Regions from separate parts of the Homo sapiens genome. Here region 2 is linked to region 1. The links are chromatin contacts, found by Hi-C or POLR2A ChIA-PET in ENCODE. All regions are on one chromosome and are shown on one strand. Each heading gives the region's core, a stretch centred on a gene start or an enhancer-like site at or near the end of the contact. The rest is flanking DNA. Distances are from core to core; before and after follow the strand shown. Region 1 holds the start of AGMAT (agmatinase (putative)). Region 2 has its middle 15 kb from the start of UQCRHL.

Evidence for each region. A loop is a pair of places that touch in the nucleus more often than their neighbours do. ChIA-PET counts read pairs that join two places held with the same protein, here RNA polymerase II (POLR2A). Pooled maps may share reads with other maps.
Region 2: a loop to region 1 is called in a pooled map, with 2.2 times the contacts of the local background. The contact joins the enhancer-like site here to the promoter of AGMAT in region 1. A Hi-C loop is called at or near these places in 5 of 50 pooled maps. POLR2A ChIA-PET finds 5 or more read pairs at or near these places in 7 of 52 experiments (A549, A673, GM12878 and 4 more).

What each region holds. Positions count from the first base shown.
Region 1 is chr1:15,583,196-15,587,029 of GRCh38, reverse strand. AGMAT (agmatinase (putative)) reads left to right here and starts at 1,979. Exons shown (of 7, transcript NM_024758.5): 1 at 1,979-2,334; 2 at 3,635-3,834. The coding sequence starts at 2,063. RefSeq lists a silencer at 1,997-2,326 and an enhancer at 2,437-2,486.
Region 2 is chr1:15,791,139-15,794,972 of GRCh38, reverse strand. It overlaps the pseudogene RPL12P14. Among named protein-coding and RNA genes, the nearest start is that of UQCRHL, 15 kb to the left of the region's middle. RefSeq lists an enhancer at 2,696-3,196. Within about 2 kb of position 1,757, at least 3 of the 41 ENCODE cell types and tissues checked have a DNase peak (open chromatin) inside an H3K27ac peak, as active enhancers do.

The sequences.
Region 1 (3,834 bases), core at 730-3,229:
CGCCTGAGGAACGTTTCAAGGAGAGAGGGTGCTCAGCAGTAGTGGATGTTGGGGACACCTCATTGGAACGCCTGGCACATAGCGGACACTCAATATTTGTGAGCTGAATGAAAGAAAAACCCGGAGTAAGAACATGATACATTCAGGACAAGCAACATGAAAGAAATAGCAGTTGAATTTGGGAGTCAAGAGAATAACTGAGACCCTTTAAGTGGCATAAGGGAGAAAAAAAGGAAAAAATAACTGAGAGATTGTTGCATTTGTTCCAGAAAATGGCTGGGACCTGCCCCAAGGCCAACACTAAGCACTGATAATTGACCATTAGGAAACTCTGTCCCGACCTGCAGAGTGGAGGCTCCACTCCAGAGTGGAGGCTGGAGTGGTGTGGGGTTTAATGTGCAACCTTTTTTTTTTTTTTTGACAGAGTCTTGCTGTGTTGCCCAGGCTGGAGTGCAGTGGCGCGATCTTGGCTCACTGCAAACTCCACCCTCCCGGGTTCACGTCATTCTCCCGCCTCAGGCTCCCGAGTAGCTGGTACTACAGGTGCCCACCACCACGCCTGGCTAATTTTTTGTATTTTTAGTAGAGATGGGGTTTCACCATGTTAGCCAAGATGGTCTCATCTCCTGACCTCATGATCCGCCCACCTCGGCCTCCCAAAGTGCTGGGATTACAGGTGTGAGCCACCGCGCCTGGCCTAATGTGCAACCTTTGTGTAGAGGTTGCAACGTAAATGCAAATGTGAGCCTTTTCCATTCAATCTCAACATTTAGAGATCAGAAAAAATAATATATATAATACTGCTAAATGGCTCACATAATTCCATTACAAATCACTTCTTTCTTTCCACGTGTGTTTTTCTTTCCCCTTAGAAATAAAGAGGATGTAACAGGTTCTCTGGCACTGTGACCTTCCTTACAGCTTGCCTGTAAGTCCTTTATTTATTTATTTATTTATTTATTTATTTATTTATTTATTTTTGAGACGGAGTCTTGCTCTGTTGCCCAGGCTGGAGTGCAGTGGCCTGATCTCAGCTCACTGCAAGCTCCGCCTCCCGGGTTCATGCCATTCTCCTGCCTCAGCCTCCCAAGTAGCTGGGACTACAGGCACCTGCCACCATGCCCGGCTAAATTTTTGTACTTTTAGTAGAGATGGGGTTTCACCGTGTTAGCCAGGATGGTCTCGATCTCCTGACCTCGTGATCCGCCCGCCTCAGCCTCCCAAAGTGCTGGGATTACAGGCGTGAGCCACCGCCCCTGGCCTCTAGTCCTTTTTTAACAAGGTTATTTAAAAAGACTTTACTGGCCAGGCGCGATGGCTCACGCTTGTAGTCCCAACTACTCGGGAGGCTGAGGTGAGACGATTGCTTGAGCCCAGCAGTTTGAGGCTGCAGTGAGCTATGATTGTGCCACTGCACTCCAGCCTGAGCAACACAGCAAGACCCTGTCTCAAAATAACTAGCTAGCTAGCTAAGTAGCTAACTAACTTTACTGCTTCTTGAGATTCCTATCCCTGGACATTTAAAAATACATTATTTAAAAAAATGCATTTCCTATTTTTCTGGCTTAGAGAAAGATCATTTTCCTTCATATCTTTCTGGCTTTAAAAATATTACTCTGGGGTGGCTGCTGTGGCTCACACCTGTAATCCCAGCACTTTGGGAGGCCAAGGTGGGAGAATCACTTGAGTCCAGAAGTTGGAGACCAGTCTGGGCAACACAGTGAGACCGTCTCTATAAAAACAAACAATTACTCTGAATGGGAGAAGAGGCTGCTGAAGGCCACAGTGGGGAGCAGGGCGCAGACACCCCTGGCACAGTGCCGGCCAGTGGGCACCCCCAGCCTGACTCTATTTGCCAGAGGCTGAAGTCCAGAGGGGTTGAGGGGAGAGCACGGCAGGTCCTGGGGCCCCTCCCCCGCCTTGATCCTAGGGCGCCCCTGACCTTTGAGCCGGCTCGGGTTCCGGCTCTGGCGCGTGCACACTCGCCTCGCCGTTCGGGACCAGCCAGATCGCGGCGGCCTCGCGGGCGGTTTGGTCGGTGAGGTCTTGGCCGCGCGCGGCAATGCTGAGGCTGCTGGCGTCCGGGTGCGCCCGGGGCCCGGGGCCCGGCGTGGGCGCGCGTCCTGCCGCAGGGCTCTTTCATCCGGGGCGCCGCCAGAGCCGCCAGGCTTCCGACGCGCCCCGGAACCAGCCCCCCAGCCCCGAGTTCGTGGCCCGGCCGGTGGGCGTCTGCTCCATGATGCGCCTGCCGGTGCAGACCTCCCCCGAGGGGCTGGACGCTGCCTTCATCGGGGTGCCCCTGGATACTGGGACCTCCAACCGGCCTGGGGCGAGGTAAGGCCGGAAGGACGGGGGCCGGGTACACGTGGAGGGACTGCTTGCTGGCTGTCGGGCATGGAAAGCACCGAGACAGGCGCCCCTGCTGGCCCCGGGTCGAGTTGGAAGCTGGTGGCCGGCTCCAAAATGCCCCTTATGGTTTGAGATGGTTGATTTACCTGGACCCTCAATAAGCAAACCCCAGGGCTCAACATGGGCGTGGCCTCCCACATCTTAGTGTCATCATTGGTCAAGAAGGGATTTTGGCCGGCCCGGTGGCTCATGCCTGTAATCCCAGCACTTTGGGAGGCTGAGGCGGGCGGATCACGAGGTCAGGAGTTCGAGACCATCCTGACCAACATGGTGAAACTCTGTCTCTACAAAGGTACAAAAAAAAGAAAAAAAAAGCCGGGCATGGTGGCGCGGGCCTGTAATCCCAGCTACTCGGGAGGCTGAGGCAGGAGAATCGCTTGAACCCGGGAGACGGAGGTTGCAGTGAGCTGAGATTGCGCCACTGCGCTCCAGCCTGGGCAACAGAGTGAGACTCCGTCTCAAAAAAAGAAAAAAGAAGGGATTCTGGAGCCTGAACCTTCTCTGTGTCCCCATCCTGGGGCCTTGCTGGGATGGCTGCTGTGGATTCCTCCCCTCTCCTCTCCCCAGCTTACAGTGGCAGGTGACATTGCATTTGAGAGCAGAAACTGGCTGCCCCTTCCCCAAATCTGAAGATGTCACCTGACTCAAGAAATGCTCAAATGAAGGCAATTTTCCTAGGATCAAGTCGGAGGAAGCAAAATTCATCTTCCTAGTTATTGAACGTCAGCAATTTCTGATTCAGCTCAGCAACACTATATCTGACCGTACTGATCTGAATTATGAAAGCCAGCACTTATTAAATGTCTCCTAAGTGCAAGGTGCTTTGCATAGATTACCTCATTTAATTTTTACTACAGTGCAAGGTAAATATTTTACAAATTAGGAAACTGAGACTCAGGTAGATCATGAAATTCACTAATGCCATTTAGTACACTTATTTAGTCTCTTCGATACATAGCCTAGATCGGTGATTCTCAAGTGGGGCGGTTTTGCACTCCGGGGACATTTGGCAGTATCTGGAGGCGTTTTGGGTTGTTACACCTTGGAGGAAGGGTGCTACTGGCACCTAGTGAGTACAGGCCGGGATGCTGCTAAGCATTCCATTATGCAATGCCGCGACACGGAATCATCTGGCCCCAAATTGCTGAGGCTGAGAAGCCCTGGCCTAAGCAAAGCCTGAAATCTCTGCAGATGATGGCTGACAGGATGATTCTTCCTTCTGCAGATTCGGACCTCGCCGCATCCGGGAAGAATCAGTGATGCTTGGGACAGTCAATCCTAGCACGGGGGCCCTCCCCTTCCAGTCCCTCATGGTTGCAGACCTAGGCGATGTGAATGTCAATCTTTACAACCTTCAGGACAGCTGCCGGCGAATTCAAGAGGCCTATGAGAAAATTGTAGCAGCTGGCTGTATTCCTCTGACCT
Region 2 (3,834 bases), core at 508-3,007, 210 kb before region 1:
GCAGGTCTTAGCTGGGCACGGTGGCTCACTCCTGTAATCCCAGCACTTGGGAGGCCGAGGCAGGAGGATTGCTTGAGGCCAAGAGTTCCAAATCAGCCTAAGCAGCATGGTAAAACCCCATCTTTACAAAAAATTTAAAAAATTAGTCAGGTGTGGTGGTGCATGCTTGGGGTCCCAGCTACTTGGGAGGCTGAGGTAGGAGGACTGCTTGAGCCCAGGACATCATCAAAGCTGCAGTGAGCTGTATTTGCACCACTGTACTCCAGCCTGGGCAACAGAGTGAGACTGTGTCTCAAAAAAAAAAAAGATGCAGAGATGCAGAGCTCCAGACATTAAAGGTTTTTTCAGTTGGACATTGGCACCTGTGTTACACGATGGGTTCTGAAACATTCTAGAATATGGATTTCTGAAGTGGGTCTGTAGTGGAGGACTATAGAATTTTCACTGGACCTGCTTTGATCCTGTCTCTGCTGTGCGGCCTTGTGCAGTTATACCAGCTCTCTGATGTGCAGCTTCCTCCTCTTTGGCAATGTCAAAATTGCTACTTCATAGATTATTTTGTTACATAAACTGTACATTAAAGTGAGGAGAACATTTTTTGGAAAATGTTCTCAGTCCCTGCAATTCTTCCTCATCAGCTCAGCCTCCTCCCCTCTCCCCATCCCCCCATTCAATTCCCGGTTCCCACCATTTGTCTCTCTAGCAGGGTAGGGAGGGGCTTGGGTTGCCCTGGAGGGGCTGGCCTGTGGCCTGTGCTGGGTGAAGTTCACACCTGGGTGTGCCCTCGGGAAAGGGGCCTCTGGGGACAGGGTGACCATCAGAAAGGCTCAGGGCTCCCAGTGCACCATGCTGTCCTTTGTCCCAGCTCTGATTCTGTGCTTACTGTGCCCAGGTTCCCAGGTATGGAATTGCAGGGTAGCAGCATGGGGACTTCCAGGTGGGCCCCTCCTAGCAGGTGGGGGTTTGAGCCAATGAAGAATTCAGTCTGCTGACACAGGTCTCCCTCCAAAAGGGCGTGTCTCTAGGACAGAGGCAGCAATTCCACAGCCATATCACTCACTTTCTAGTTTTTTGTTTTGTTTTGTTTTGGAGAGAGGGTCTCGCTCTGTGGCCCAGGCTGGAGGGCAGTGGCGTGGTGCGATCTCAGCTTACTTCAACCTCTGCATCCCAGGCTCAGGTGAATCTCCCAACTCAGTTTCCCAAGTAGCTGGGACCACAGGTGCTCACCACCACGCCCGCCTAATTTTTCTTTTTTTCTTTTTTTTTTTTTTTGAGACGGAGTTTCGCTCTCGTTGCCCAGGCTGGAGTGCAATGGCGTGATCTCGGCTCACCACAACCTCCGCCTCCCAGGTTCAAGCAATTCTCCTGCCTCAGCCTCCCGAGTAGCTGGGATTACAGGCATGCACCATCACGCCCAGCTAATTTTGTATTTTTATAGTAGAGACGGGGTTTCTCCATGTTGAGGCTGGTCATGAACTCCTGACATCAGGTGATCCACCCGCCTCGGCCTCCCAAAGTGCTGGGATTACAGGCATGAGCCACTGCGCCTGGCCCTGCCTAATTTTTCTATTTTTAGTAGAGATGGAGTTTCTCCACATTGCCCAGGCTGGACACTCTTTCTTTTTCTTTTTTTTCCACCAGTTGTCAAGTGATCCTTTATTGAAATATTTTCCTTTCTGCTTCTTAACTGGCTGGGCATTCCACAGCACCACTGTTGATGTCATCTATGATGTCATGAGGGTAGCGGCCATCAACATTACAGCCCACAGACTGGGCAGTCCCCAGGATCTCTTTAATGGTTCCAGAGAGTTCCCTGGCTAAAGATCGGTGCCACGTGTGTCAAGCAATGTTGACGATCTCATCAAAAGTGATATTCCCACTGTGTTTAATGTTTTTCTGTTTCTTTCTGTCTCTTAGTGGTTCCCTGAGGGCTTTGATGATCAGGGCAGAGGCAGAAGGCACCACCTCAATCTGGGCCTGTCTGTTCTGAATGGTCAGTTTCACTGTAATCCTCAGGCCCTTCCGGTAACCCGTTGCCTTGGCAATGTTATCACCAACCTTTTTTGGAGACAGACCCAGGGGGCCGATCTTGGGGGCCAGCGCAGAAGCAGCGACTTCACCTCCAGTGCACCTCAGGTATACAACTTTGATCTCTCTGGGGTCAAACTTCACGGCATGGTGGAGGTGGCTGGTGTGGGATGAACCCGGATTCGGGACAACCGAAGAAAGTTGCACCTTGGTCTCCTTCTCTTTTTTTTTTTTTTTTTTTTTTTTTTTTTTTTTTTTTTTGAGACAGAGTCTTTCTCTGAGAGAGAGTCTAGCTCTATCGCCCAGGCTGGAGTGCAGTGGCATGATCTTGGCTCACTGCAACCTCCGCCTTCCGGGTTCAAGCGATTCTCCTGTCTCAGTCTCCTGAATAGCTGGGACTACAGGCACACGCCACCATGCCCGGCTAATTTTTGTATTTTTAGTAGAGACGAGGGTCTCACCATATTGGTCAGGCTGATCTCGAACTCCTGACCTCAGGTGATCCACCGGCCTCTGCCTCCCAAAGTGCTGGGATTACAGGCGTGAGCCACCGTGCCTGGCCCAGGCTGGACACTTTCTAGTTTTGCAATCTGTTCTCTCCTCTCAGCCTCACTGCCACCCTGCGTGGTGCGTGGGCCGGAATGACCCTTCCCCTCTTGCAGTTTGGAGAAGTTGAGGACCCGTGTGAACCCTGAAATCATTCATGCCCGGGCTCCCCGTTCGCCAGCCCATGCTGCCCTCTAGTGGTTGTGTGCGCACCTGCCTTTAGGGAGTCCAGGACAGCCGGGACAACCAGCTCATCTGCAGACAGCAGTGGCCAGCCTTCCCAGGCTGCGCAGGGGACCCTAGGCAGGGACCGTCCCCCTCAGGACCCTTCCAGCACTGCATGCCTTCACCAGCTCCTCTTCCTGTCTCGCAGCATCTGGTTTAGATGCATAGATAGATGTATTATATACGTATATTTTAATTGTGCTAAAATACATGTAAAATTTACCATCGCAACTAACTGTACGGTTTCATGGCATTAAGTACCTTCACACTGTTGGGCAACCATCACCACCATACATCTCCAGAACTATTTTTTTTTTTAAGACAAAGTCTTACTGTGTCACCCAGGCTGGAAGCGCAGTGGTGCAATCTTGGCTCACGACAACCTCTGCCTCCTGTGTTCAAGTGATTCTCCCACGTCAGCCTCCCAAGTAGCTGGAACTACAGGTGCCCGCCACTCCACCTGGCTAATATTTTATTTTATTTTATTTTTGAGACAGACTCTCTCTCTGTCGCCCAGGCTGGAGTGCAGTGGCGCGATCTCGGCTCACTGCAAGCTCCGCCTCCTGGGTTCAGACCATTCTCCTGCGTCAGCCTCCCGAGTAGCTGGGACTACAGGCGCCTGCCACCACACCCGGCTAATTTTTTGTATTTTTAGTGGAGACAGGGTTTCACCCTATTAGCCAGGATGGTCTCAATCTCCTGACCTCGTGATCCGCCCGCCTCGGCTTCCCAAAGAGCTGGGATTACAGGCGTGAGCCACCGCGCCCGGCCCCTACCTGGCTAATTTTTGTATTTTTAGAGAGACAAGGTTTCACCATGTTGGCCAGGCTGGTCTCGAACTCTGGCCAGCTTTTTTTTTTTTTTTTTTTTGACAGGGTCTCACTCTGTCACCCAGGCTGGAGTGCGACTTCGACCTCCCAGGCTCAGATGACCCTCTTACCTTAACCCCTAGAGTAGCTGGAACTACAAGCGCATGCCACCATGCCTGGCTAATTTTTTGTAGAGACAGGGTTTTGCCATGTTGCCCAGGCTGGT